7 separate regions of the Mus musculus genome follow, and all the other regions are linked to region 1. A link is a loop called in an ENCODE intact Hi-C map of the cell type or tissue named here. Cell type or tissue: left cerebral cortex. All regions are shown on one strand.

What was found. Peaks named below come from ENCODE experiments on the same cell type or tissue, not always from the same donor. Only the 100,000 strongest peaks of a DNase experiment are listed, where the experiment ranks them.
Region 2: it touches region 1 in a loop (6-fold over the local background); 24 of 42 quality-filtered maps call a loop at or near these places.
Region 3: a loop joins it to region 1, with 2.5 times the contacts of the local background. A loop is called at or near these places in 20 of 42 quality-filtered maps.
Region 4: a loop joins it to region 1, with 5 times the contacts of the local background. A loop is called at or near these places in 20 of 42 quality-filtered maps.
Region 5: a loop joins it to region 1, with 1.8 times the contacts of the local background. A loop is called at or near these places in 7 of 42 quality-filtered maps.
Region 6: it touches region 1 in a loop (2.4-fold over the local background); 13 of 42 quality-filtered maps call a loop at or near these places.
Region 7: a loop joins it to region 1, with 4 times the contacts of the local background. A loop is called at or near these places in 15 of 42 quality-filtered maps.

The regions. Positions count from the first base shown.
Region 1 is chr9:56,415,946-56,419,945 of GRCm38, forward strand. Peak1 (pseudopodium-enriched atypical kinase 1) reads right to left here and starts at 2,105. Exons shown (of 7, transcript NM_172924.3): 1 at 1,996-2,105. Hmg20a (high mobility group 20A) reads left to right here and starts at 2,674. Exons shown (of 10, transcript NM_025812.3): 1 at 2,674-2,986. In left cerebral cortex, a CTCF peak has its summit at 1,730 (motif pointing right); DNase peaks (open chromatin) are centred at 1,248, 1,739, 2,307, 3,037 and 1 more place; H3K4me3 peaks cover 2,964 bases; H3K27ac peaks cover 2,045 bases.
Region 2 is chr9:56,503,963-56,507,962 of GRCm38, forward strand. No RefSeq gene overlaps it. Among named protein-coding and RNA genes, the nearest start is that of Gm31529, 74 kb to the right of the region's middle. In left cerebral cortex, CTCF peaks have their summits at 2,212 (motif pointing left) and 2,412; DNase peaks (open chromatin) are centred at 269, 1,706, 2,247, 2,590 and 1 more place; H3K4me3 peaks cover 1,800 bases; H3K27ac peaks cover 2,895 bases.
Region 3 is chr9:56,272,261-56,276,260 of GRCm38, forward strand. All of the region lies in intron 3 of Peak1 (pseudopodium-enriched atypical kinase 1), which reads right to left. The region is part of intron 5 of Peak1os (a long non-coding RNA gene); the gene reads left to right. Among named protein-coding and RNA genes, the nearest start is that of Peak1os, 33 kb to the left of the region's middle. In left cerebral cortex, a CTCF peak has its summit at 2,072 (motif pointing right); a DNase peak (open chromatin) is centred at 1,497.
Region 4 is chr9:56,264,571-56,268,570 of GRCm38, forward strand. The region is part of intron 3 of Peak1 (pseudopodium-enriched atypical kinase 1); the gene reads right to left. It overlaps Peak1os (a long non-coding RNA gene), which reads left to right. Exons shown (of 6, transcript XR_003948326.1): 5 at 2,004-2,983. Among named protein-coding and RNA genes, the nearest start is that of Peak1os, 25 kb to the left of the region's middle. In left cerebral cortex, a CTCF peak has its summit at 281 (motif pointing right); a DNase peak (open chromatin) is centred at 308.
Region 5 is chr9:56,322,870-56,326,869 of GRCm38, forward strand. The region is part of intron 2 of Peak1 (pseudopodium-enriched atypical kinase 1); the gene reads right to left. It overlaps Peak1os (a long non-coding RNA gene), which reads left to right. Exons shown (of 6, transcript XR_003948326.1): 6 at 1,759-2,273. Among named protein-coding and RNA genes, the nearest start is that of Peak1os, 84 kb to the left of the region's middle. In left cerebral cortex, no CTCF peak of the experiment used is centred here; DNase peaks (open chromatin) are centred at 1,900 and 3,875; H3K4me3 peaks cover 672 bases; H3K27ac peaks cover 409 bases.
Region 6 is chr9:56,211,747-56,215,746 of GRCm38, forward strand. The region is part of intron 6 of Peak1 (pseudopodium-enriched atypical kinase 1); the gene reads right to left. Among named protein-coding and RNA genes, the nearest start is that of Peak1os, 28 kb to the right of the region's middle. In left cerebral cortex, a CTCF peak has its summit at 1,786 (motif pointing right); a DNase peak (open chromatin) is centred at 1,803.
Region 7 is chr9:56,550,648-56,554,647 of GRCm38, forward strand. No RefSeq gene overlaps it. Among named protein-coding and RNA genes, the nearest start is that of Gm31529, 28 kb to the right of the region's middle. In left cerebral cortex, a CTCF peak has its summit at 2,422 (motif pointing left); DNase peaks (open chromatin) are centred at 1,155, 1,955 and 2,403; H3K27ac peaks cover 191 bases.

The sequences.
Region 1 (4,000 bases):
TTAATGTGACTGTCAGAAAACAGTTATGAAGTGGCATTATTTCTTTATGGGCCTCAGGACAGACTCTTAAAAATAAATTCTGACAGAATGTTAATGGGGTTTAAACACCACTGTGTAAGTTTTCTGCACTATTACTAAACAAAATGAATAAGCAATACCCTAACAACTCAATCAAGCTTATCTTTTCCTCTCACCAAAACACGCCTTACAACACTGGAAACTAGCCAAACATAAATGTCAGTCCCTAAAGAAAGGGTGGGAGAAAGGAGGACCACAAATCAAAAAGCTTTAAAGAAAATAATTTGCCATTTTCCCCCACATAACATAGTCATACTACTCTCTCCCAAATAGAGACACGATAAAATATTTTCTCTTCTTCCCCTCTGACAACTCTGGGGAGGGGATCTTTGTTTTTTCACATAGTTTGTGACCTGATCGTTGCCAAAACTCACTTGCAGTAGTATGAACTCTGCTTCCATTGTTAACTGTTAATCTCTGTGATAAGGCTATTAACTCCTAACTTGGAAGCCAAGAAAATGTACCTCACCTGCAATTATAGTTTACTGAAAAAGTCACCAAAGAAAGTGCCAGGCACTTTGGAAAGTAATTAGGGTAGTCAGTGAATTGAAAGATCTAAAATGCTCTGAGATTACAAAAGAAGCCATCATGAAGTGAGTATCCAAGATTGCTCATGGAAAGTTTTACCCTTGTGGATAATTCAAGTTTGGGCTTTCTGGGTTTTTTTTTTTTTTTCCTCTTTGCAGAGAGCAATATGTGTTCTCTTGACTACATACTTAATTTGCCAAGGTAGATAAAGGGAGGACAGTGTGGCTGAAAAAAAAAAAGAGAAAGAAAGAAAAGAAAGAGAAAGAAAGAAAAAGATCAAGTCAACAGATAGGCCACCAAACAGAATACTCAAAGCAATTCCGACTCAGGTGAAAAAGCAGTTCATGCACATCATCCAGTGGCTTAAAAATAGTCTTTTATGTAAGTCACCAAGTATTTAATTGAGAGTGTACTCTTACCACATTCAACAGAGGCAAAGAAAAATGTACTGGGTTTTCTATAGTAAGGCCAATAAAGATGAAATCATAGTTTTCCTCTAACTCATCTCTATCCTTCAACACCAGCCATCCAATAACTCCATTCCACAGCTCTGGTTCCTCAATTTGGGTCCTTAAAAACTGGACTGCAGACATGGGGCCTGGGGGAGGGGGACTGGAGGGCGGACTACTCTTTGATATTGCTCTCAGCAGTCCTTAATGAAGTCCAAGAACAAAATCAAGCTCTCCAACAAATGGAGCATAAGATGGGGGATAACGAGAAGGGGACCCAATTCAGATGGGTAGTCCTCTTCGAAGGAGGAAAGGAAATTGGCAAGAACCCATAAGCCAAAGGGCAAAGAAAAACAAATGTCTAACCCAGCCTCTCAAAATCCCAAACCCCTAAGCAACCTAGGAAGCCTGCGCACATTAGGGGCTCCCTGGCCAGAGCGTAAAGTGAGCAGGCACAGAGCCACCGGTTCCGTCCTGACTGCTGAGGCAAGGCTGAGCCTGATCCTCCAAAGTCTGGGAGTGAGGCGACCATACAGACTAGGCAGAAGCCCTTCTTGCCCCAGCCTCCACATCTCCAGCTCCTCTAAGGCTTCACTTTCCCCTGGAGCCTCGCAGCCCAGCCCCGGGAAGTCCCTAGCCGCCAGGTTCCAACTTTCCCTCCTCTGGGGGGCGCCGCGCTCCCGGGACCATCGCAGCCAGGGTAACGAGGCCTGGGCCGGTGGGGGGCATGAGAGGGCTCGCGGCGCCCGCGGGGCGCGTGGGTGGCCGGGGCACTGCAGCCCGCGCCCCGCAGGACGCACGGGCTGCCGAGCCCCTGCGGCGCCACCCAGTCCCGATCCCCCCTAGGTCCGCGTCCTCACCTCTCGGCGACCCTGGCCCCATAAGCCAGCGCGTGTGGGAAAGGGACCGGAGGGTACGTGGGCAACCCTGCCCCCGTTACCTGAGGGGAGCACAAGCCGTTGCGATATTCAGCATTGCCTCCTGTCCCGTCCCCTTTCTGGTGATCGCGGCCGCCTCCACCGAGCAACTGACACAACTAACTAACTACTCGCGGCCGCGGAGTCCACAGCGCGCTCCCGGCCGCTCTCCGTCCGCCCAGCCCACCAGTCCGCTCGCTCCTCCCAACCCTGCACGCCGCCCCGCCGCGCGCACCCTTGCCGCTTCACTTCTTCAGACCGCGCGCGCTCGCCCGCGCGTGCCCGCACCAAACCTCGGCGGTCTCCGAGCTCTACTCTCAGCCCCATGGGAGGAGTTGACAAGAGGCCACGCCTCCCTGAGTGCCAATATCCGGAGAACACGAGCTAGAGAAAGTCTGATTGGCTGAGGGGTGGAGCCAAAGCCAGGGGGCGGGGCGGCAGGGACCTTGAGTCCATGTGACGGGGAATTTGGGTTCAATTAAACGCCAGTGGAAAGAAACAGCGCAGATTTGGATTTTTTTCGGGGCCGAATCACCTTAAGTCAGCCATTCGTCTAGTACAGAATAACTATCCTCTAAGAGTCCAGTATACAGTAATTAAAATTTAAGTCCCACTATTTTTTGAGAGCCTTAGCAATGAAAATGAAAACTACATTTCCCAAGAACCTTCGCGAAAGTGTGTCTCACCTTGCGTGGTCACGTAGTCCTTCGCCGCATTGGGCAAAATAATCCCTTCATTTCTCTGAAAGTATCGGGTATAACATTTCACGTCTCTCCTCAACGGAACAATTCTCAGTATTACCACGTTAAAAGAAGTTACCTATCTGGAGGTGACTAAGTGATTAGGTAAAGAGTAAGAAAAGACACCAAAATAAAGTACTGCGGAGGAATTTCTGTCAAGCTGTGAGACGACGGAGTGAAGAGTGAAGGCGATTGCGAGGGGCTGAGGGAATTGTCCTCTGTGCAAGGGACTTTCATTAGTCCCCAGGCCCCTGCCTGCTCCTGCCGTCAGCAGGTTAGTAAGCAAGACGAGCATGGGGGTGGCAACAGTCGAGATGTCCTTCCCCCTTTGAAGATCATCCTTCTTTTGCTGCTGCTGTTATTGGTTTGTCTTGGTTTAAGGCCCACTGAATGGGGGCGCCTCACTTCCGGTTGGGGGAAGGGAGACATGCTGTCATAGGGGAGGGGGAACTGTAACTCACTTCCTGTGGGGGTAGGATGATGTTTGGGGGGTGTCCAAGCCACTTCCCGTGTTGATGAGAGCCAGAAAAGGTGTTGGTTTGTGCCATTCTCAGAGAGAGTTCCTACAGCCTTGGGGTTGTATTTTCACGTCACAAGTTCGGTTATTTCCCCAAATTATGATAATCACCAGGCCACGATCAGAATTTATGTATTTTGTTTCTGTGTGTAAATTGGAAAATCTCTCCCCAGCAAGATTGTCTTAATGCTGTCTCCAAAGAATTTTAAACACCTTGTTAAAATTCTCTGCAAGATTACATACTTTGTTATGTGACTTGTGAATTGCCCACCCTTGCACCCAAGTCAAGCTTGTCCTTAACTGAGTGAAGTAGTGTAGGCTCTACCTAGACACGGAACAGGAGCTCCTTAGCCGCTCTTTTAAGGAGGTAGTTTATAAGTTAGAGTACCGAATAGTTCACACAAATTACAGGGCATTTTCATGTTTGCAGAGGGAGAGAGTGTCATGCTGCAGTACTCCGATTTGATGTTACCGTAATAAAGGGCACTAATGTGTTACATACTTAGAACTGTTCCTTTAGGACTTAAGGATTCACCTCATGCTGGAGAAGACATCATCCACTTTAGTGTTGTTTTCATGTAGCTTTCTTGGGATGTTTATGAAAGATGCATTTTATGGTGTCTCCCCGTTTGTAATTTGAGTTTGTTACTGATTGAAAAATGAGGTCTATTTATGGTTTTAAAACCTGGCCAAAGGATGGCAAGTTCAGTGACGTACTGAGTGAGAGGAAAATGTCTCGGGAAGAACTAAAGATGAGGCAGACAGAACTTT
Region 2 (4,000 bases), 88 kb after region 1:
CTTTACCCCAACCATGACTATGCTCCCCTTCCCTTGACTCCAGAAGAGCACATGGACAGAGGAGCTTTTCTAGCTAGCTTAGATCAGCTAGCATCTCTGCAGTTATTAGAGCCTGTTCTTGCATATGCTTCCTGCAAGAGATTCAACAAGGGAACTTGTGCATCTGGAAAGAATACTCCAGACGTTCCTCTGGCGTGGCAGTATCTGTTTATGTTGGCTGATTTTATAGCAAGTGTGCTTGGGATGTTTCCTGTTTGTCTCTTGGAACTGTATGAAAAGCTGGGCATGGCAGGATAGGCTTAGCATCCCAACACTCAGGAGGCTGAAGCAGCCTGATCTCCATAGTGAGTTCCAGGCCAGCTAGCACTACAGAGTGAGACCCTGTCTCAAGATAGAAAAGATCTGGGTGAAGGCTACAGGATGAGCCAAGCACGGGGCAGCAACTAAACACCTGGGGAAAGGCTGGAGACTACAAAAAGATTATCAGCTGTGGTCATGCCCCGAGGGGTTTCCCACTCTGAAGACTTGACCCACAGTTAAAGGGGGCCAAGATTAATCATGCCTTAATCTTCACTCTCAACCAAAGGATCGTTCCTGAAGATCTCGTCTATTAAGGCAGTGAGGATTGCTGCAGGGTATGCAGTAATGAGCTGCAGGTATTTAATGAGAGACAAGTGCGGTTGCTGCAAGGGTCTAGTACTCAGTGCCTCATCACAAAACCAAGAGGGCTGGTTTGCTGGGGAAAAGGAGCCCCCGTTGAGTCCATGGGTTGCGAGGGTGGAGAGGAAGTTCCCTTTTGAGATTCAGTGTTGCCAGGAAACACAAGATCATCTGGGAAAGACCTTTGTTTTTGTTTTAATTAGGTAAAGATTTTACATGCAGGGAGCAAGTAGCTGACTCCAGAGGAGGAAAAGTTGGAAGAAAAAAAAAAAGTCAATGTGAAGGAATAAAGACATTTATTTGATGGAGGTAGGGATGCTTCGGCCTCTTTCCCAGCCCCTGCCTCACCTGAAAGTAACTGCCTGGTCCAAAAAAAAAAAAAAAAAAAAAAATCCACCTACATAGGGGCAACACTCCCTTCTGGTCCTTGTCAGCTTCCGAGTGTCCCTCTGTCCTGTGTCAGCACCTAGTAGTCTGAGTTCAGCAGGAAAGGCCGGATGCAGGCCTGGCCCTGGCCCTTCTCTCCTAGCTTGACAGGAGGAGGCCTTGACCTGCCTACAGGATGCGGGTTCACATCCTGCACCTCATCATGGAATCCGGCTTCGCCTGCTGCTCTGGTTTCTTCTTACAATCCCAAGAGACAGGAGCCCTGCAGGGCAGGGAAAGGACCCAAGGCCAGACTTCCAAGCAGAACGCTTTTGGGATGCCTGAGCCTCAGCCTGTCTGTCTTTCAGGGGTGGGGAGGGAAGGGCCCCCCACTCTTTCCCAATGTCCCAGTCTTAAACTCGTGCAGTCCAAAACAAGCCAGTTCATTGTGTTCTTGGATATAAATATTGATTCTGGTTGATGTTAACATTCTGTTCATAAAAGAATGTAACATATTTCTCTCACACCATATTAGACTGATGTGTTGTTTGGCCAAGAGAAGTAGAGATTTCTGGCTTCTGCAGAAAATGTGGACATTTAAATGCATGCAGCTTTCAGAAGTCTGGAGAGCAGACTCAGAATAGCAACGAGGGCTTTTGGCTGGCTTCAGCCCTGTCCTCCTCCATCCTTGGCTTGTCACTTTGGCGTTCCTAATCTCTTGTAATTAGGAAGCTGCTTGGCTGTCCACATCTGCTTTCATCAGGAAGGCCTATAAGGTCAGCGCTGAACATTTTTAATTTTCTTCCCTTGAGAAAAAGATCTGGGAGGTCTCCCATTTTTCTTCCCCTCTCCACGTGGGAGGGGAGGGTAAAGGCTTCAGACCAGAGGGTGGTCCATCCAAGCATTCCAACCTGGGCCAGACAAGCCCAAGAATAGGATGTGCTGGCCGCCTTGGCAAGGCAAATTCCCCACATTCCACAAGCGCTCTTCACGGGAAATCTAACTCATGAGAAAGTGGAATTCATGATGTGTATGCGTGTGCATTCGGGTGCCAGCACGTCTCACACAGACAGATCCCCGGCTCTCTGGTATTTCGTAAGAGTGGTAGAGCCCATTTCCAGATGTGGGAAGCCAGACTGGGTCGCTGTGCTGTCAGAGGAAGCAGCGCCCTCTGCTGTCCAGATCAGACAGCACCGCGGTGGAGGGAAAGGACCCGAGGGGTCTGGAAAGCAAGTTCCTGGTTAAAACCTTGGCTCACCGTGGCATGCTGGAGGCCTTGCACCTCCTTTTTCTTCCCACTGCGAGCCTGCAAGAGGCTGGCTGCCCTCGGACTAGCTGGTTCTTTTGATGTTCTGTAGCTGCGAGCCAGCCAAAAATGAGGATTTGCTATAAAACTCCAGCCTCCCGCAGCATCTGCTGAGCTAGTTCCGAGGTGAGAGGCAGTGGCGCTGACTTCTGCATGAGAACCTAGCCAGCAATCCCAAGCCAGGCGAGACAATAGGGGCAGCGTGCCCACGAGGAGGCCTCTGGCCGAGAGGCAGCCCTGTGGCCTCATTGTGCCCTTGGAAGGCGCTGGCAGAGGCCTGGCTGCCTCCGAGGCTTCCAGCAGAGTGGAAGCTGCCATGGCTCAGCTCAGGCATACTGGCATCTCCACCTCCAGGAGCTGGCAACACAGACAGAGGGAGGCCCCGCCCTCTGCCCTGTTTCCTGCCAAGAAGAAGGCTCTGCAGCACTGCCAGAGTCGATTCGCCGGGTTGAGGGAGGGGAAACGACAGAGAGCGAGAGAAGGAGAGAAGGGGAGAAGGAGAGAGGAAAGAGGTAGAAAATGGGAGAAAAGGAAGGGCGTAGGGAGGAAGAGAGGGAGGAGGGAGAGAGAAGGAGGGAGATAAAGAGGAAGAAGAGAGGGAGAGGAGGAGAAAGGAAGGGAAACGGTGAAGGAAAAGAAATGAGGAAGAAAGAGGGGAGGGAGAGAAGTGTGTGTGTGTGTGTGTGTGTGTGTGTGCGCGCGCGCGCGCGCGCGCGCGCTGCCCAAGCTCCCAAGCCAGGTGCAGAAAGCTACTGAAGCAAACTTATTGGACAACCTTTCAGTTTTGCAAGAGAAAAATAGAAGGCATAAGACAATCAGTTTCTGTTTTGAGGGGAAGATTTTTATTTGTTTATTTTTGGCAAACTGAGCTCCTCTCTGCTGGGAGGACTGAAAACCCAAACCACCAAACAGCCCCTAACAACAATGCCCTTCTCTCTCTCTCTGGGACCAATTTCCAGACAGCACAGCGGTCCTGACAAGGTCAACAAGCCGAAGCTGGGAGCGCAAGATCTTTATCTACGTGGGAAATAAGAAAATCATTTGACTGATAAAAGGAAATACAATAAATAGCATCTAAATTCCTGGCTGCATTCCCCCGAGCCCCTCCTCTGCAAGAGAAAGTGCCAGGGCAGGAATACAACTGCCACTACAGCAGGTTTAAAAATAGCACACTGCACACAGCCCTTCCTACCTTCCAGAAAGACTTCATTACCGGGTCCTCAGCCCTGAGCCTGCAGAGCCGCTGCCGGGGCTTTCTTACCCCTGCTCTGGATTTTTCTTCTTTGGAAGCATGAAGGCAGCGGGTGTGATACATTTCCCTCCCGCTCAGCTAGTTTCAGTCCTAGCACGTCTGGCGCACACGGCGAAAGTCCATTGTATTTAATGGGGTGTTAACTCTGTTTATTCTCTAGGACTTGTACGGTAATTTTACACTCTGCAAAACTAGCAACTTGAACCTGAAGTGCTTTTCCCTCCTCCTCATGCCACTCCAGTGGGCCTTTGGCTCCAGGTCCCTTCACAAGCTTAGCGTTTCCCCAACTGAGATAGCCAAGCATGGTGCAAGCTGCTTCCTGCAGCTGTTAACTCTGCTGGGGCCTGAGACAGGTCTGCATTTCTTACAGACTTAGTTTGTGCCATCTGTTAAATGGGTATTTGAATCTGCCTTGT
Region 3 (4,000 bases), 140 kb before region 1:
ATCATTTCAAACATATCCTAATAGAAAATTGCCCAAATCTCTCTAGAGTTATAGGAAACAATGTCTTCTGGTTTGCTGAAAGCACTAAAACACCAGAGCAGCAGATTAGATAAGGAGGCAGTGAACCACGGAGTACCATGAGGTAAGTTTACTGCCTGGCATATAGCGATCAATGACAAACATTAGTCATCTCCCACAGAAAATAAGGAAATGGTGGGGAAAAAGATTGCTCCTTGAAAATTCAACTCATAAGAGGAACTTAACTCTAAAAGAAGTTTCAATATGATCCCTTTGGGGAATTTAGGGATTATGATAAAAAGTGTGATTTAGAAGGGTACCTTCAAAGTTGAAGACAATACACACCACCTTCTAAAAGAAGCCCACAAGACAGAGCTTTGAGGCCCCGGTGCTTGTTTATGATGTGTGGCAATGGCTGTTGCTTAAAATGAAAGTATTACCCCAAAGAATCCTTAGAAGAGTGCAAGCCAATAATAGAAACAACAAAATTTGCAGTTATAGACCAGAAAAATCTCCCTAGTGGCAAAGGCAATTTTTATTATTTTCCTTGGGCTCTTGCTTAAAATCAAGAGGTAGAGTTTAATACAGCATTCAAGAAGAATTTAATTAGTTTGAATGTAATTAAAAGTAAAATGACATGAACATTTTCATGATGAGGTTTCTGGGCAATGATTGAATAATCTTTAAAAATTCCATTACTATGGTTTAATAATTTCCGATAGACCTACTGCTTTCAAAGTTTTGGTCATAGTAGACAATTTAAATGAAAAATATTTTGGGGTAGCATTCAGCATAGAGTAGGTTTTCTAAGACTTTTAAGTTCTGGGGCTGCAGAAACAGCTCTGCAGGTAAGAGCACGGTGCTCACACCACCTCTAACTCCAGTTCCTGGAGGTCTGACTCTTCCTGGCCTCTGCAGGCACCAGACACACATGTGATACCTAAAACTAAACCCATATACACAAAATGAAAACATATTAAAAAAAAAACAAGCCTCATATTTTGAGATAAAATCCAGTAAGACAAAATATCAAAACCAATCATATATCAACTCAAACACAAAACATAGCTACCCTAAGGAAACAGACCCCTGACTCAGCGAAGGGAAAGCAATGCCCAAGACAACCTAAGGAGACTAGACAACTTCCAAATTACTCTAAACAACAGTCTATTGCATAACTGTGAAAGTACAATTGATAAATGCACCATAAATCTACAAAGGAAGGAGGGAGGGAGGTAAGATGGAACGAATGAATGAATGAATGAATGAGCAAGCATGATGGTCCTTGAACACCTGAATGTGAAGAGTGATGTGCTGAGCACACCACCACTCCCAGGTCACAGCCAGCTCTCGCCAGAAGACTGCAGTAAGAGTTAATATCAAAGCTTTGTCTGACTTGAAGCAACACAGAAGGCAAAAATAAATACCAACTCCTACAAAAAGCAGATGAATCAGATGCACACGGGGAACAAGTGTGGTCTAAGTGTGATGTTTAACATAGTTGTGGTTGGAAACCCAAATCCTGCTTCTGTCTTTAAGATGCAACTCTGAATTAGTCATTCATGTCTTTGGCTAAATGTCAGGCTACTTCCAAGGTACCTGATGTTCTTGGAAAGGGGCCATGAATATATTAAGATAAAAATGGACACTGAATTTTCTCTGATGATCAAATAAAATAATGAAGAGACGATGTTCAGGATATGATGTGTTCCTCGCTGCTCTCTCATCAACCTAGAGAGAGGTAGGCCTGATTATCTCTTTATGGTAGGGGTTGGGGAAAGATGTTTGGACATGGAGAAGCAGTAAAATTAAGAAGTAAAGCTTTTCAAGTTATATAATTTGGAAAATTTGGGATTAATATATAGACTTTAAAGCTTGATACTGGTGAAACCTCTTAAGACTGTCCTTTGTGCTAGAGATCATGATGTTTAAGAAAGGAAAGGGAAAAAAAAGGCAGACACAGCAGACAAGTATCCCTTGTTCTCCCTTGTGATGATTAGGGTGAGAATGTCCCCAGGAGGCTCAGATGTTTGAACACATAGTCCCCAGTTGGTGGCGCTATTTGGGGGATGGTTAGGAAGTATAACCTTTTTTTTTTTTAATATTTTTTATTACGTATTTTGCTCAATTACATTTCCAATGCTATCCCAAAAGCCCCCCATACCCTCCCCCCAACTTCCCTACCCACCCATTCCCATTTTTTTGGCCCTGGCGTTCCCCTGTACTGGGCATATAAAGTTTGTGTGTCCAATGGGCCTCTCTTTCCAGTGATGGCCAACTAGGCCATCTTTTGATACACATGCAGCTAGAGTCCAGAGCTCCAGGGTACTGGTTAGTTCATATTGTTGTTCCACCTATAGGGTTGCAGATCCCTTTAGCTCCTTGGGTACTTTCTCTAGCTCCTCCATTGGGAGCCCTGTGATCCATCCAATAGCTGACTGTGAGCATCCACTTCTGTGTTTGCTAGGCCCCTGCCTAGTCTCACATGAGACAGCTCTATCTGGGTCCTTTCAGCAAAATCTTGCTAGTGTATGCAATGGTGTGAGCTTTTGGAAGCTGATTATGGGGTGGATCCCTGGATATGGCAGTCTCTAGTTGGTCCATCCTTTCATCACAGCTCCAAACTTTGTCTCTGTAATTCCTTCCATGGGTGTTTTGTTCCCATTTCTAAGAAGGGGCACAGTGTCCACACTTTGGTCTTCATTCTTCTTGAGTTTCATGCGTTTAGCAAATTGTATCTTATATCTTGGGTCTTCTAAGTTTTGGGCTAATATCCACTTATCAGTGAGTACATATTATGAGAGTTCCTTTGTGATTGTGTTACCTCACTCAGGATGATGCCCTCCAGGTCCATCCATTTGCCTAGGAATTTCATAAATTCATAAATTCATTTTTAATAGCTGAGTAGTACTCCATTGTGTAAATGTGCCACATTTTCTGTATCCATTCCTCTGTTGAGGGGCATCTGGGTTCTTTCCAGCTTCTGGCTATTATAAATAAGGCTGCTCTGAACATAGTGGAGCATGTGTCCTTCTTACCGGTTGGAACATCTTCTGGATATATGCCCAGGAGAGGTATTGCTGGATCCTCCGGTAGTACTATGTCCAATTTTCTGAGGAACCGCCAGACTGATTTCCAGAGTGGGTGTACAAGCTTGCAATCCCACCAACAATGGAGGAGTGTTCCTCTTTCTCCACATCCTCGCCAGCATCTGCTGTCACCTGAATTTTTGATCTTAGCCATTCTGACTGGTGTGAGGTGGAATCTCAGGGTTGTTTTGAGTTGCATTTCCCTGATGATTAAGGATGTTGAACATTTTCAGGTGCTTCTCTGCCATTCGGTATTCCTCAGGTGAGAATTCTTTGTTTAGTTCTGAGCCCCATTTTTTAATGGGGTTATTTGATTTTCTGGAGTCCACCTTCTTGAGTTCTTTATATATGTTGGATATTAGTCCCCTATCTGATTTAGGATAGGTAAAGATCCTTTCCCAATCTGTTGGTGGTCTTTTTGTCTTATTGACGGTGTCTTTTGACTTGCAGAAGCTTTGCAGTTTCATGAGGTCCCATTTGTCGATTCTCGATCTTACAGCGCAAGCCATTGCTGTTCTATTCAGGAATTTTTCCCCTGTGCCCATATCTTCAAGGCTTTTCCCCACTTTCTCCTCTATAAGTTTCAGTGTCTCTGGTTTTATGTGAAGTTCCTTGATCCACTTAGATTTGACCTTAGTACAAGGAGATAGGTATGGATCAATTTGCATTCTTCTACATGATAACCACCAGTTGTGCCAGCACCATTTGTTGAAAATGCTGTCTTTTTTCCACTAGATGGTTTTAGCTCCCTTGTCAAAGATCAAGTGACCATAGGTGTGTGGGTTCATTTCTGGGTCTTCAATTCTATTCCATTGGTCTACTTGTCTGTCACTATACCAGTACCATGCAGTTTTTATCACAATTGCTCTGTAGTAAAGCTTTAGGTCAGGCAT
Region 4 (4,000 bases), 150 kb before region 1:
ACAGGTTTTCTTTGTAAGTAGTATGTGCTTTATTTTTCTCCAAGATTAATAAATATGAAAAATTATTTCCATCTGAGTATGTTAGTTAAACCAAATGATGGCTTTTGAATTGATCAGCAACAACCACATTAACAAAACTGCCAAATGAGGTTCATCAAGACCAGTTAACTCACGTCATCGCTAGAAGCCAGTTTTAGTGTGGCCGTTCCTTTGAAAGGCCTGTGCACATCTGTATCTATGCTGCTTGGAACCCGGAGATGAAAGGAGCACACACCTCCAGTAAGCACCAGATGGAGCTGCTGTCTAAGCCACAAAACCTGGACTTTGATGCCTTCCGCTTTAAACACTAATTATGTTTGGAGACAAAGATGTTCAGTTAAAGATGCTGTCAAAACTATTTTAACTTAATGCAGGCCCTTAGAGAAGGAAGCTATACCCAATGCAGGTCTATCCGAGGCCGGGTCTTCTGGCTTTCCTGCCTTTGCAGAATCACTTAAGGGCAATTGATAATACCTACAGCTTTCCCTTCTCGTGCCCTCTCGTTGACAGCACTGTCCAAACAGGAAACTTGAGTCACCGAACTTAAGTTGAGACATTAAGAAATAAAAGTGTCTCCTGCAGCATGTGCATACAGACACAGCGACCTGCTCTGACACGCTCTACGAATTTGCCAGAGCAGGTCTGATAAGGAGTATCAAAATGTAATGCTTGGTTTTTTTTTTTAAAGCTCATTTGCTTATATATTCTTTATAATCTTTTATTTAAAATTTTTCATAATTTTGATCATGTTTTCCCTTTCCCCAAATTCACCCCAGACCCCTACCTACCCAACCTGATATTTTCTCCCACTCCCCCTTTCCAAAAACAAAACAAAAATGAAAATCAAATAAAACACAAAAAACTAATAAGACAAAACAAACTCTAAATAGCACCCCCTTAAAAACTCCAAGTCCCATGGAGCCTGTTTTACACTGACTTCCTTGGAGTGTGGTTGATACATCCCAAAACACTCTGCTGGAGAAAACTGATTTCCCTTTCCTAGCCAGTATCAACTGCAAATAGCATCTTAGTTAGGGGTGAGACTTGCGTCCACTTCCTGTCATCGCTGGGATGACTCAAAGGAAACAGTGTCCAGACACAGCAGGACTGATACACATTTGAACTTACAGAGACCAGCACATGAGACCAGCGCAGGCTCAAACCAAACCACATTCTTAGAACCCTAAAGCAAATCCTACAGATGAAATGGTTGATGGGAAATTTTAATGGCTGAAGCTGCCTCCAGAAGCTAGCCAGGATTTACCCCATGATCTAAAATTCTATTTCATAACTTCCAGGATGAAACCCCTCGAGCTATAGATAGAGCTATTCTAGAGTAGCTGATTTCATCTTGAGTCATGAAGGCCTTCTGAGAACCTACTGCTGCTCTTTGCTCTCTGCTGCTCAACAATGGCTATAATTAGTGTGCTTCTTGCCCAACTGTTTCAAGTAGATTTGACACAAAACAACCAATTCTCCCTGGATTTCAATCTTGGACTAAACTGTCAGCATCTGCGCTTGCTAAGAGGGATGCAGTTCCTGTCCTTAAAGAGGGACTGGGTAGGGGGTCTATTAAACTCCTCACACAGTACTCCTTAAAGGTAACCAAAGGAAAGCCCGACCATCATAAAGGAGTATGGGAATAGACTGCTAAGGTCCTCCCCCAATACTTTGACTCCTGAAGGCCATTAGCTCTCCCCATAAAATCTGCCTCATTTCCACAGTGGCAGAGCCAAGAATCCTCACTGCTGTCCACAGGCTTTTAAGGACACACTTGGAGGCGCTAGGCCACATGGCATCCCACAGTAGCCAGTCTCTATGATTCCAACGTCAAATTTATAAAGCAAGGTTTTCATTAGGATTTGTAATGGAATTTGTGATTCACTTATATATTTTTTTAAAAAGCAAAGGAAAATGTGACAAATATCCCACGTCATTGTTCCCAACTTTTCCTTTTTCCACAGTGAAAAATGCTGACCTGACATGCCAAGACCTTCAGTACATGACTAAAAGGGTAGAGAGGAAGTGGAAGCAAAGCTGCAGGAAGATGCTTGCAGGAGATAAAAGACAGTTTCACTGTGGATCACAAATAGAAACTCTATGAGAAGGCTCTTCTGGAGATAGCATGATGATGATGATGACGACGGCTACGGTGATAATAATAATATCACTTTCCTGGCTACAAGAATAGGCAAACTCTTAAGATATGATGTTCTATTAATTCAAGAACAGAGCAAAGCAAAGCATGCTTAATTTGCATATCTTAAAGCTCTATTACATGACAGAAGCAGCCCATTCACTTTTAGCTGTTCACAATTCTGTTCAGGGGTTACCTCTGTGATGACTTTTCCTTCTGATTCCCTAAATACCACTATTATTATATCGCATCATACTGTAAAATACAAGTCCTGTGAAGACAGAACTGTGCTATGTCCTCTTCTTATTTGCATCAATGGACTGCTGAGAAAAAACTAGACCCTGAAGAGAGCAGACTGAACAAATTCTACTAAGTCCTAGACATAGGGTCACTTTGCCCATGAAGACTCACAATTTTCAAAAGACCCTGGGACATATATGATACCATTGGTGCTGCTCTTAGAGTGAAGAAACTGGGATTTGTCCAAGGCCACACAGAGCCTGTGAAGGCCAGAGCCAGGGTGAGTGAATGCACCACGTGTATATACAAATGGTACAGGGTGAGCGAATGTACCACGAGTATGTATAAATGGTACAGTTCAGCTCAGGCATGGACGACAGAGAAGACATGTTGTGTACATCAAAAGAAAAGAAATGAGGAGAAGAGAGATGAAGGAACTAAGAAGCAGAGGAAAGGGAAACTGGGAAGAAAAAAGTTCATTATTCTACGAAGAGAAACCGGACTTGTATGATTTTAGCAATGCAACCATTTCTGGAGACTTCACTATCTAGTGTAACCTGTACTTTGGTAAGTGATATTATATTTTCAACTACACTAAAATTTTCCTCCTTTAGCTACAGCAAAGTAAACAATCTATTCTGTAAAACATTTATAATTTAAACCTTTAAAGAAGAAAATGGCAAATTAGTCAACGTCTGAATTACACACTACTTTGAGAAGTATAGATTGATTGCTTCAAGAAAATACTGCAATGTAACAAGTTTTAATTAAAATTATACTGAAAGAGTATTTCCTAAACTGGGATCCAGGGTGTAGTTTTCAAGGGTCTGTGAGTTCTCAAAATAGGTCAGTATTGATCTAAAGTCTCTGTCTAAGACAAGTTAACAGGGACGCGAGGGATGGATGGCTCAGAGGGTAAACTGCTTGTTGTGTGAGCATGTGGGCCTGGGCTCAGATCTCCAGCACCCACATATAAGGCAGGGCTAGCAGCATGTGCATGTGACCTCAGCACTGATTGAACAGGCTGATGGCTGGAGCTTGCTGGCTAGGCAGCCTAGCTGAAACAACAAGCACAGTGAGAGACCTTAACTCAAAAGCACACACACACACACACACACACACACACACACACACACACACACACACACACACACAATGGCAAACAAGAGACGGTCACACCTGCAGTCAATTTCAGGCATCTATACGCACACCAAGGAGCACACTCGCCTTCATACACATGAGCATATCCACACTTATACTACACATACCCTCACACAAATACATTAACATAAACATATGCTGAGCTGTTATTACAAAATGGCCACTTATAACTAATAAGCACTATTTCTAGTCTGCGTGTACATTTGTGTTTATAGTCTGAGCTGGCAACAACCACACTATTAATATAAGAAATAATGAAGGGACAAACAGGCTCAATTCTTATGGAAATGATTCAGGATTTCCAAGTGAAGACGGAAATGACACCATGATATAAGCCGTATTTACTGTGCTTTACAATGTGGGATTTCCAGTATGTTAGAAAGGGGTTGGAGAGATGGCTCAGAGGTTAAGAGAACTCGCTGC
Region 5 (4,000 bases), 93 kb before region 1:
AGGATGCCAGATGCCTCTGCCACCATGCGTGCATACATGCGTGTATATGAAAGAGGGAGTATGTGTCAGGGAGATAGAGACAGACAGAGAGACAAAGACAGAATTTTGGTTTCTTTAAAAAAAGACAGAACTATTATAATAGGTTTACACTGTAATCCCAGGTGTGGGATGTGCTGCTTCAGTGTCCCTAGCAGCTGACTATGAACTGTCTTGTGCTCTAACAGAGGCATGGTTTTGCAACATTAATATTGCAAATAATTGCAGATAGCTTCTGCAATATGTGGCATTTGGAATTCTGGGGATTTTTCATAAGGTATATAAAGGCCAGGGCCCCAGAGAAGCAGGGCTGGTCAAAGTTGGTCATTTGGGAGGGTTGGTTGCTGTTTGGTAGTAGTCATGGTCGAAGAAGAAACAAAAAGAAAGAAATTAGATTTAAGAATCTCTTTCTCTCCAACCTAGTGTTAGGAATTGAAAGGGTGGAGAATAGTGGAAGAAAGAAGACCCCACAAAGTGGCAAAAGACAGCTATTGAGAGGGACAAGAGACAGGGAGAAAGAGGGACAGACAGACACTGAGTGACTCACTATGCTGCTCAGGTTGATATCAAACTCCACAGCTCAGCCTGAGTAACTGAGAATACAGACACATGCCATCGTGTCCAGCTCCTAACATAACCTCTGTACTACAGTCTCTCTCAAAAGTCCTATAGGCCCAAACATGTTTGCTTTATTATTAAACTTAATAATAGGGGATAGTTTTAAGTAAAAATATCACAACTGAAGTACAACGCATCAATCTCCTGGGAATCCAACATCTCACTGGAAAATATAGTTAGACAGAGCAGGCATAGTCAAAGCCATGAGCTAGGAGCCAAGCCAAACTTGTCACCTGCTTATTTATAGTCTACAAGCTAAAAATAGTTTTTATATTTTAAAACAATTGAAAAAATCAAAAGGAGAGTATTTTGAGCATAAAAATTATATGAGATTTAAAGTTCATTATCTAAAAATAAGGTTTCCAGTTCTTTTGTTTATGTATCATCTCCGGTTGCTTTTGAACTATATAAGGGCATGGGTAAGTAGCGACCAGAGCATAGTAAGCTGACTGCCTGCAAAGTCTCCCTTTATAATTAATGTTTTCCAACTCCTGACACAATCTAAGTTCAGTTCAGTATCACTATCCTCCAATGTAAGAGGAAATACGGTTTAAAATGCTAACGGCCTTAATGGGCGTTTCTCGGTAGGCTTTTTTTGTTTGTTTTATTTCTTTTTGTTCTTTGGATAGAGTGAGAGTAAGAGACAGAGATGACGAGAAGATAGGTTTGGGTGGGTAGGGAGCTGGGCAGAGTATGGGAGGAGGGAGAAACATGATCAAAATATATTATGTGAAAAAAAATTAAATAAACTCTAGGTCAAATAGTTTATTTTAGGTCATTACCCACTGCTACTTTATTCCTTTATACTTGTAAGGAAACGTTAAATAGTATTTTTATATTTACAGTTATTATCCAATAATATGAAGTCAGTTTTATACTAAAAAAAAAAAAAAACCCTTTTTTGTTGAGTTATAAAATTTGTTAGGTATGACACATCATTGTCTTCTGACCAGTTCTGATTTAAAGTTGTAATGGGCTTTTTGAGTTGAAATGTAAATAACATTTCCACAGTAGAAACAAGATTATTCATAACAATAGTGATTAAAAATAGCTTTGGAATCTGAGAGTTTTGGAATTTTGCAAAGGTGTTATAACTCGTTCTAGAATGATTCCACATCTGCTTTTGACCACGAGGGAGTAAACACGTCTGGAATGATCCTCCCACTGCAAACAAGAACCACATGGTAAAGAAAACAGGAAAAGACCATTTCAGACTCAGGCGTGGGGACCAGGACTACAGAGAAGGAAGAAAGAGCTTCCCTCTCCGGCAAAAAGCGGTTTCCACTGCAACGCAGTAAGAACCAAACAGAGCCTTGCAATCCTGTCAACTTGAGCAGAACACTGGAGGAGACCGGTGTGGCTGAAGATCACACAGCAGAGCTGCTGAGAGGGCGAACGGGTTTCCTAGAATCGGGACCGGGTTCCTGAGTGTCAGCTATACGAACACTTGTATGCAACGGTAGCATTTCCCGAAAGGATGAAAGTCCGAGGAAATAAAGTTAACAAGGAATAAAAACATAAATGATTCTCAAAGCTGACACTGAGCAGAAAATTAACAAATTCTCTCTAGCATGAAGGGAAAAACCTTACTGAATATACAAACCAACCAGGAGGACCACAGATGGGCCACATCACAGACACATCACAGCCTTGGGGGAGGGGGGGGGGGACTACTCTGAACTTGTATGGAAGTCATCTGAGCTTAGGCTAGAAGGCAACAAATTAGTATGCAATTAGCAAGTTGTCTTTTAGGGAAAGTCCAATGTTCTTTAAAGAAACAAAATTTAATAGGAATAGAAAATTCACAGCTATCTGTCATTTAATGAAACTACTGGATATTTTAAGAGGCAGTAAAACTGTAATTCATAACCAGGAAAATATCCATCTAGAGACACTAAGAAATGAGACAATTAGCAGGCAACAAACATATAAAGTGATTCTTTAATTCTATTCTTCGAATGGTCCAGGATATGAATGAAAACAGGAACACGGTGAGTGTAAGTGAATTTGAGGATTTTCAAAACAAAATGGACAAATAAAAATTTAAGATTTAAGAGGAAATTGCGTGGAATAGACAAAGAATAGTTTATATTCTGAAGAAAAGAGGCATTGGTGAACTTACAGACAGAGCAACAAAATTTACCTAAAGGGAAGTGCAGAGAGCAAGAGGGGAGGAAAAAAAATTTAAGGGTAGGCTAGAGAGATGGCTTAGGGAGTGAAGGCACTTGCCACCAAGCTTGAAGATTTGATGGCCAGGACTCACATGATAGAGGACTCCACAAAGTTACTTCACAAACTTGCTTTTCGATCTTAACAAGTGTATCATACTTGTTACGTGTACACACACACACCAAAAATCAAAAGAAAAACCAAAAACTGACATAGTGGAAAAAAACCACTCTTGTAAAAACCACATCTTATGAGGCACGATGTGATGCCGTTCTAAGAAAAGAGATGTATTACATTCATAGAGCAAGAACTAAAACAACAAAAGCCAAGGACATAGACTCGAAAATAAACTGATGGTGGCCCAAATGAACCAAGAAAAGAAACTAAACAGAATCTAACAGCATGATTACTTTGAAGGGATGAGTAACAGAGAACAAACTAGTGAGGGGACAGATTCAATACAAAACCTATTAATATATTAAACATAAATTATCTTCCATATCGAGCTAGGACTAAATCCACAGCCTTGTACATGCTAAGCAAGTGCTCTACTACCACAGCTGTACATGTCTTGCTCTAAATCTTCAATGTATAGGGCCCACTTTATAACTGGGTCATGGTGACCCATGTAAGAGGAATGGGACATAGAATTTTGAGTTTGGGCTTGCCTGGGCTACATAGCAAGATCATGTCTCAAAACAAAACAACAACAAAATCTCCAAGTAAATAATTAAGACATAAAATGTTTAAGATCCAAACATATATTATTCCCCTTGACCCCCCTCAACACACACACAAAAATAAGGCAACAGGTTTAAATTAGAAAGACAAAAACCCTTTAATGTTAATATGGAACAGCCCCATTTATATAAAGTACAGTAGAAGACTTATTGTCAGAGATTGAAGGGCATTTTAGAGTCTACAAGAGAATTTATTCAAAAAGTGGGGAAATCCTAAGTGTGCACGCCAGAGGTACAAAATGAGTGAAGCAAAAGCTGTCAGAAACCATGGGCAGATGCCAGCACTGCAGAAGACACCAGATTCCCATGAACTAAAAGAACAAGTGTTCCAAACACACAGGAGGGAGATCTGAGAAAGCTGAGCATCACTGAACACTGAGCATCGCTCAACACAGAGCATCACTCAACACTGGTCCACAGCAGCGCAGCGCCTTTAG
Region 6 (4,000 bases), 200 kb before region 1:
GTATCCTTGGGCATGCTCATTCAGTTCCTCTGGGTCTCAGCCTGCCTCATAAAGCAAACAACAGAAAGAATATGGAAACCTTACCTCACAGGCAGCTGGAGAGATGAAATGGGATCAAGTATACTGAGGACATCTACACACGACTGAGATACACAAATGTAATGCTGATAGCCAATCAGATCACTTGGAAATGTTAAAAAGGATGCACTCATACAGAATATAGTTTTTCAAAGAGGACAAGGTAAAAAAAAAATTACACTGTTTGTAGGATGTGTGCAAATGTCCAGGTCCCTTCTCCTTTAGGTTCTGAGAGCTACCTGCCACAGCAGCGGGGCTCGCTGACTGCTGGTCCGAGGGAGGACAGCTAACAGTAAAGGTTTTCTTGTTTTTTTTTTTTTTTTTTTTTTTTTTTTTTCAGATAGTGTCCTATGAAGGATCCAGTCTGGCCTGGAACTCACTATGGAGCTCAGACTGATCTCAAACTTGAAGTACTCCTTCCTTAGAGATTACATATAGCTACATATGTAATTCCTGGGATTACATACACCTGTGGTCACTACACCTAGCTAAGGTCACCACCATCGATGCCAAGATCAGCATTATGTTCTAGTCCAAGGAAGCCATCCTAGTTCTAAGAAAAAATGGTTTAACTAAATTTTTACTTTTTACTATGCCAATTTACACTGAAAAAAGAAAAAGAAAAAGAAAAACTTCACCATTAGGTGGTTCAAGATCAAATGTAAAGGAGATAGCCTATCCTGTGATATTTAAATTTATCTGCATGTACACACAGAGGCAGTCATACATATTTTTATAAAGTCTTCCAAAGTTTTGGGAGTAGATAAGAACATGGATTCTACAACTAGAATTTATGTTTGGCTTCATAGATCAACTTGAGATAAAGGGTTGGAGTGACTTACACAGAAGAAGTGATAAATTGTTCCACTATTTTGGATGCTTGGGAGGAAAATGGCCTGCCCAGAGAGCAAGCTGAGTAGGTAGCACTTCCTTATCTCTGTATTTACACAGACAGGCTGAAGAATAATGGGTCAATCTGGTTTAAGGGCAAATGAAAACGAGAGAAGAAAGAGCAGAAGAGAGAGGAGAGGCACTGTGCTTTTAATTGGTTTATAACCGTGAAGCCGGTTACAACCCAAACATGGACTTGTGGAGATTTCCATAATAGGATTTCACATGATAGGTAGCTCATAAATCTTTATTATAGAGGCTGCAATGATGTTAATTTAGGCAGGAATATTATATTATTCTATGTACTACATAGTAGCCATTTTTCAAATATTAATAACTTGACTCCTTTAGATTAGAAAAATACCTCAAAATGATCTGACTTCAGATGATAAATTTCTAGCCCAAAAGTTATTCTGGAGAACAAACCACTCTTTCCAGAATAAATGGACAAAGTTTTTACTGCCAGTTTTTTTTTTTTTAAATTCCTTTACCTAATATTTTCTCTACTTGGGATCAACATAAACTTTTCAGCTTCACGTTTTCATCAATCTCTTTTGAACAGAATTCCCACTCTTTCCTTATAAGGCTAGCTGGCTTAAACAGGGGCATCTCAAGGAGCCCTCAGAAGAACTATTCCCACAGGGATCCTGGTCCCATCTCCCACGCTCTGAACCAACAGCAGAATGAGGAAAATTTCACATTCCTAACAAGAGAAAACTATGGGAAAGCCTTTTTAAAATGCTGCCAATTTGGGCAGATTCTGTGTTTGTCTACAGTCTCTCCAACTGAAGAACTGAGGGACTGCACCCCAGAGACACTAGAGGGAGCTACAATATCAGCATCCAAGCACAGAACACATTGCAGCAGAACAAAATCTAGCTGCTGAATGTGGGAAAAATATACCATGGTCTGTCTGTCTGTCTGCCTGCCTGCCTGTCTGTCTCTGTCTCTGAATCATCAGCGTTAGCGATGCCGAGTTCACTCAGTAAAGGGAGCACCAGATGAGAAGAGTAGAAGCTGGCTAGGAGTCCTCCCTGGGTGCAGGGGTTTCATGCTCACCAGCTCACCGGGCATGTCAGCTTGATCCCTCCTCCCAAGAAGGATCAGGGGACCATTACAATGGGTAGCTAGCTGATCTCTACACGACATAATGTACAGTTGCAAAAGCAGGGGCTTGAAGGGAAAATGGGTACATATTTGAGTTGGCAAAATACACACGGGAGGAGCAGTATCTTGTTGCTATTAACTAAGCAGACCAGCATGGCTGATGCTTCTACAGCACTGGCCACCGCTTGTCGGATGAAAGCCATCTGACAAGATTTCCAAATACAGGGTGGGGACACTTTAACCACTGACGAGTTATCTGCTGGGAAATGGAAAAACAAAAAAACAAAGCCAGAATCAGGGTCAGATTACCCTCTCTCAAGACCTTCTAAAACCCGGGTCAAACACACAATATGTACACAGCCTGGTCCCAGCAGGGGATCTGAGCTGGACAATGGCTCCTCACACACAATCTGAAAAGTTTAATTCCAAACATTCATTTCGTTCAGGGGCTCATTTTATGTGTTGCTCATGGCAACTGCTCTGCATACCTTTGAGGCAAATTTGTCATTATAAAGCATTTATGTTTGTAATAAGAATGTCAACCCAGACAGCTAACTTGTATAAAGTAGACTGTAGGGGGCCATGACTGCAAAGCCACAGTATGAGCAGCTGGGAAGGAAAAGACAGCACACGGCTATCATTACTGACCCTTCCAGAATGCCCTCACTGTCTGCTACCTGTAAAGTAGACCTTCCAGCCTGCTGCCCTTTGAATTTAAGATAAGAAACAGAGACAAGGGGGATGGGAGTGGCATGAGTATGATATGTAAGCTGGTCACTTACTATCTCTTGATTCTTTGTCCCAAAGGTGGCTTGAACTGCTAGTGTTCACTCGACATTCTGTTCCACTGCTGACCACATACCTGCATTTGTAAACCACATTTATGTCTCTGACTCTCACACTGTAAACACTGGCTGAATAATTTGTGTTGCCTTATCCTGTGAATTCCTAATATCCAGTACAATCAAACCTGAGCCCTTTGCACCCTCACTCTCTGGCCTTCTCTGTTCCTGGTGAATGGCTCCATTACCTGGCTCTGTTTCCTGTTTTCCAACATCAAGTTCACTCTGGACTTCTTTCCCATCTTTACTCCCTATGTCCAACTGATTTACAGCTCCTACTGATTTTATTCCTAAATATCTTCCAAATTGTCCTTTCTTCACTTCTACTGTTACCATTACTGCCTTCCTAGACTACCACAAAGGTTTTCCAATGGGACTCCTTGCTTCTCCTATGAATTCCCTTAAAAATAACTTTCACAGGGAGCAAAGGCATCTTTAAAAATATGCTATAACATACCTATTTAGATAACCTAGCAGTCTCTTTTCACAACTGTATTTCCTGCTCCTTTTCCATTCATTCCTACCATGGTGGTCTGTCTGTCTGTAGCCAGTCTTCCATGCCTGTTGTACCCTTTCTGTCTGGACATCTTTCTTACTATAGTTGGCTGATTTTTTGGGTCCACTTTAAGAACAGACACTTGTATCTCAGGGCCTAACAGAGAACAAGGCACACAGAACATGTTTAATTTACCTATACAAAACACCAAGAAAAAGCTACACTGAATCCAGGGTGGCTATATTGTTTATTTGCCCAGAGCAGCTAGAGTACATGAACAGCTTTCATGAAACAGATGGAAGTTGGCAAAATAATGGGGAGGGGGCAATAGCAGACAGACCTGAGTAATCAATGCTCATGACTGATCTGACTACACGATTGAGGAAAACTGGATCAATGCTAGCTGTCTGCTGAGTGGAGTCTGCCCTAGAGACTCACCAACTTTATACTGAACAGAACTACAGAACGACAAGGTCCTTCGTCATTCTACTCAATTTTCTATTCTTTTCCCCAAAGAAAGTAATAATTACAAAATGCAGGACTCTTCAAAAATAGCCTACATTAGCTTTTATTTTTCCATTATGGG
Region 7 (4,000 bases), 130 kb after region 1:
CTCAGAGGACTAGCCTTTGGTTTGTGTCCCCTAAGTCTCTCTTCACAACTCTGTCCTTTCCTGGATCCTAGCAGGTAGGACAGCTGACTTGCTGGGGCCCAGGCTGGAGTCCCATATGGCCCTGTGCTGTGTCAAGCATGATTCTTCAGCCCCAGCTCCTCAGAAAGCTCTTGAATTCTAAAGACCCATAGGCATTGTGGACCTGAAAGTGAGATCAGCTGTGGAAATACCTGCCCTAAGTCACACACACACACACACACACACACACACACACACACACACACACCATATACCTATACCATAACATACACACACACACACACACACACACTACATACCACCCTCCCACAACCCCTCACACCACAACACTCACACAAATATCATACACACACACACACCATACCATACCACCCCTCTGCACAAAATGCCATACCCCTTCCCTACCACCACCCCACACATGTACCCCATATACCATACCCCTCCCTCCTCATCATACACACACACACACACACACACACACACACACACACACACACTTCTTCTTTTTCTTTTTCTTTTTTTCTTTTCTTTTTTGGTTTTTCGAGACAAGATTTTTCTGTATAGCCCTGGCTGTCATGGAACTCACTCTGTAGACCAGGCTGGCCTCGAACTCAGAAATCTGCCTGCCTCTCCTCCCAAGTGCTGGGATTAAAGGCATGCACTACCACTGCCTGGCTAGACACACATGAGAATGCATACACATACCACGCACTACCCTCCCACAACCCCTCACATAACAACACCCCCCAAAATACCATACACACACACACACACACACACACACACACACACACCACACCACTCCCCCACCATATACCATACTCTTTCCCTATCACCACACCACACCACACACATACCCCATGTAGCATAACCCTCCTTTACCACACCAACCGCCCCCCACAACACACACACCCTACGCGTGTCCCACCCTCTTCCTGGGTTCCTGGCTGTGTGCTCCCCCTTTCACCCCCAAGCCTGCCGGGCTTGGATCTGCTGCCCTCCTCAGCATCTGGTTCCTCCTCAGGATGTAATGCTGTTGCCCCTAGCAACCGAGTTTCAGCCTGATCCTCTTCCCTCCTCCCTCTTTCTGGACCTCTGCTTTCTTCCTCCCTTCCCCCAACCTCAGAGCCAGTGCCCAGACCCAGAACTCTCCCAGAAGATCATGTGCCAGCTTAGTGACCAGCGAAGCTCTCTGATCTTCCCAGTTTGCTAAGCAACTGATGACCACGGTCAGTACTCTACCTGCCTGGCTGACTTGGAACTAAGGTAGCTGAAGACTAGTGCTGGAGGCACGAGGGGTGTCCTAGACTTGCAAGTGGGGCTCTCTGCACACCCAGGCACAGAGTCAGCAACTAGAGAGAAGGCGGTTGACTCCAGAGATAAGAGAGTTCCCCGGCCAGGAGGTATGCAAGAAGAGGCTATCTAATGAGGATGGTGCTGGTATGGCTCAGGGCATTAAGACAGGCAGCCCTCACATGCCTGGCTGTCCCTTTCAGCCATAGTTTTTTGTTTTGGGTTTTTTTTTCTCTTCCTGTCTCCACAGTCCCTTCTTTCTCTACTCTCTCGCCTCCCAGATGAGTCGCAGAGAGGACAGCTTAGGGAGAGGCTCTTGGAGAAAATGACATCATCAACTTCAGGGTAAGCCCAAGGCTGGGAGCAGGGAGACATAGCAGGACATAGCAAGACAGTGGCCACCAGACCCAGCACTTTCCTGCCTCGCTCCTTTCTTTTCCAGACACCCATAGCTACCCTGCTGCCCTGCCCTACTCTCTCCCACTCGGGCCTCCTGAATGGCCTGTGGTGTCCAATCTGCCTGTACCCCTCTCAGCCTCCTCATACTCTTGCCCGGGTCCCTGCACTGCTTCTCCCTCTCCTGCGGGATGCACTGCCCTGCCTTTCACCAGGATTCATCTGAGAGGTGCCTCCTCCAGGAAGCCTCCCTTGACTGTCCAGGTTGCTTGGGGTATGCCTCTGCTGACCTTCTGTCCTAAGCTGTTTGTCAGCTTTCTCATCCTGCCCAGTGGTTACTGTTTGGTTACAAGTTTCTCCTGATGGCCCCCGGAAGGTCTTCTTCAGGCCAGGAATTTTGTGTCCATGTTTATTAACAAATACTAAACAAGACTAGTATAACAACACCCTTCCTCTCTCTGGGTCTGTTTCCCCATCTGGAATGTGAGGGAGACAGGCCAGGGCAGGCTCCTATTGAATAGCCAAAACCAAGCTGTTAGCAGGGTCAGAGACCATCTGACTCAGCTTCCTGTCCAAGTCACAGGACTGAGCAATGGGACCTTGAGCAGTGAGTGACAAACACAGGAGCTATGGGGTCTGGTACAGACTGAGCCAGTCCAGCCCTCGCTCTGGGGTCCCTGGGGCTCTGCTGCCCTCCAGTGGCTGGAGGCCCCTGGGCACTTAGAAGCCTTGGTTTCTGACTATCCCACATACATCTAAAGTATCATAGGGCATATGGTGGGGCAGGGGCATGTCGTTGTCACCCAGAAAGTTAGGAGCAGTTACCAAAGCAGACCTTGGGGATCCCACACCCCAGCACTTCCAGACTCTGAATGGGGCATCGTTGTTTGTCAAGAGTCAAGCCTTGGTGTGGGGGTGGGGGGTCTCCGCACCTGTCACCTCAACTTTGTCATATGGTAGCCTTTCTCTGACAGCCATCGTTCTCAGCACAGACTTCGCTGACCCTTTGTCTAGTGCTCTTCGGCTCCTGCTCAGGGTCCTTCCAGCTTCAGTAAACAGTGTTGGGGGGTTGAAGGGTGCCTTAGTCCCCTCCCTCCTTAATTAATAAAATACTTAAAATAATGGCAGCCGTCATGATTGATGGACAGGGCCTAGCTAATTACCCTGGAGATTAAAATGACTGTTTCTGTTTAAAAAGGCTGCAAATGAGTTAATTATTTCCTTTGCTCACCTCTCTAACCTTGTTACACTTCTAAATGAATAGCAATATTGATCTTGGAACTGATTTTGGTGTTCCACCGCCCGAGCGGGTTTAATTAGGGTTTGAGCACACTGCAGCGCCTCCTCCTTCTGACCGGGGAAATTAGCCTTGGGTTTTACTTACATTTCATAGCCGTGTCCTCCACACAAACAGAAGGGCTGCAACATGGCAGTCGACGCCTGCCAGCTCGCCGGCTTGGCGCTGCCCTGGCTCTCAGTTCTGCTCTGTCCAGAGAGGCCAGCGCTGACCCTTGCCTGTGATCTCTTGCAACGTTCTGCAGGAAGGCCCTTGGGAGTGGCTCATTTTTGTCTCCTCTGTCACACCTGCAGGCCTGCAGGCTTGGATGTGACAGGGAAGGGTCCAGTATGGCTTGGTGAGGTGGGGGCAGGTCTGAGACCTAGAGCTGTCATGGTTACACAGCTCTGGACCTTGATGGCAACCGAGCTGAATAAACAGTTCTTTGTCCCTGCTCAGCTCTTCCTCACAAGCCCAAGACCCCTGTCGTCCATCCTCACCTCGGCCTCCCTCCGAGTCTCTGCTCTTCATCTGCTGCTGGAGCAGAGGCTACCAGCCCAGAGCAGGAGACCAGCATGCCAAGCCTGGATTAATTGCTGGCATATGGGTGACCTTGAGCTAGTCAGGTGACCTTGAGCTAGTCTGGCATCCCTCCTCTGAATCTGGCCATCTGTTTCCTGTCACTTCCTCTCACCTCCCCCAGCATGAGCCTTCAAGGGCACACAGGTGGGAGCTGGGCACTGATGGGGGCGGAGAGAGATCAGGGAGGACGTGCTGCAGGGATCCAGGACTGGAGTCTATTCCGGCTCCACCTTGTTTGAAATGAAGCCCTCCCCAGCTATGTGCCCCTTTGCCATGGCCAAATCTACCTTCAGCCTGGCTTCTTCACTGCCCCAACCCTAACTCTCTCCTCTCCTTCTGATGGTTGATGTCTCTGGCTAAAGAATTACCACTGAGGCCATCTGCAACCTAGAGATGCCAGAAAGATGGAGTGTG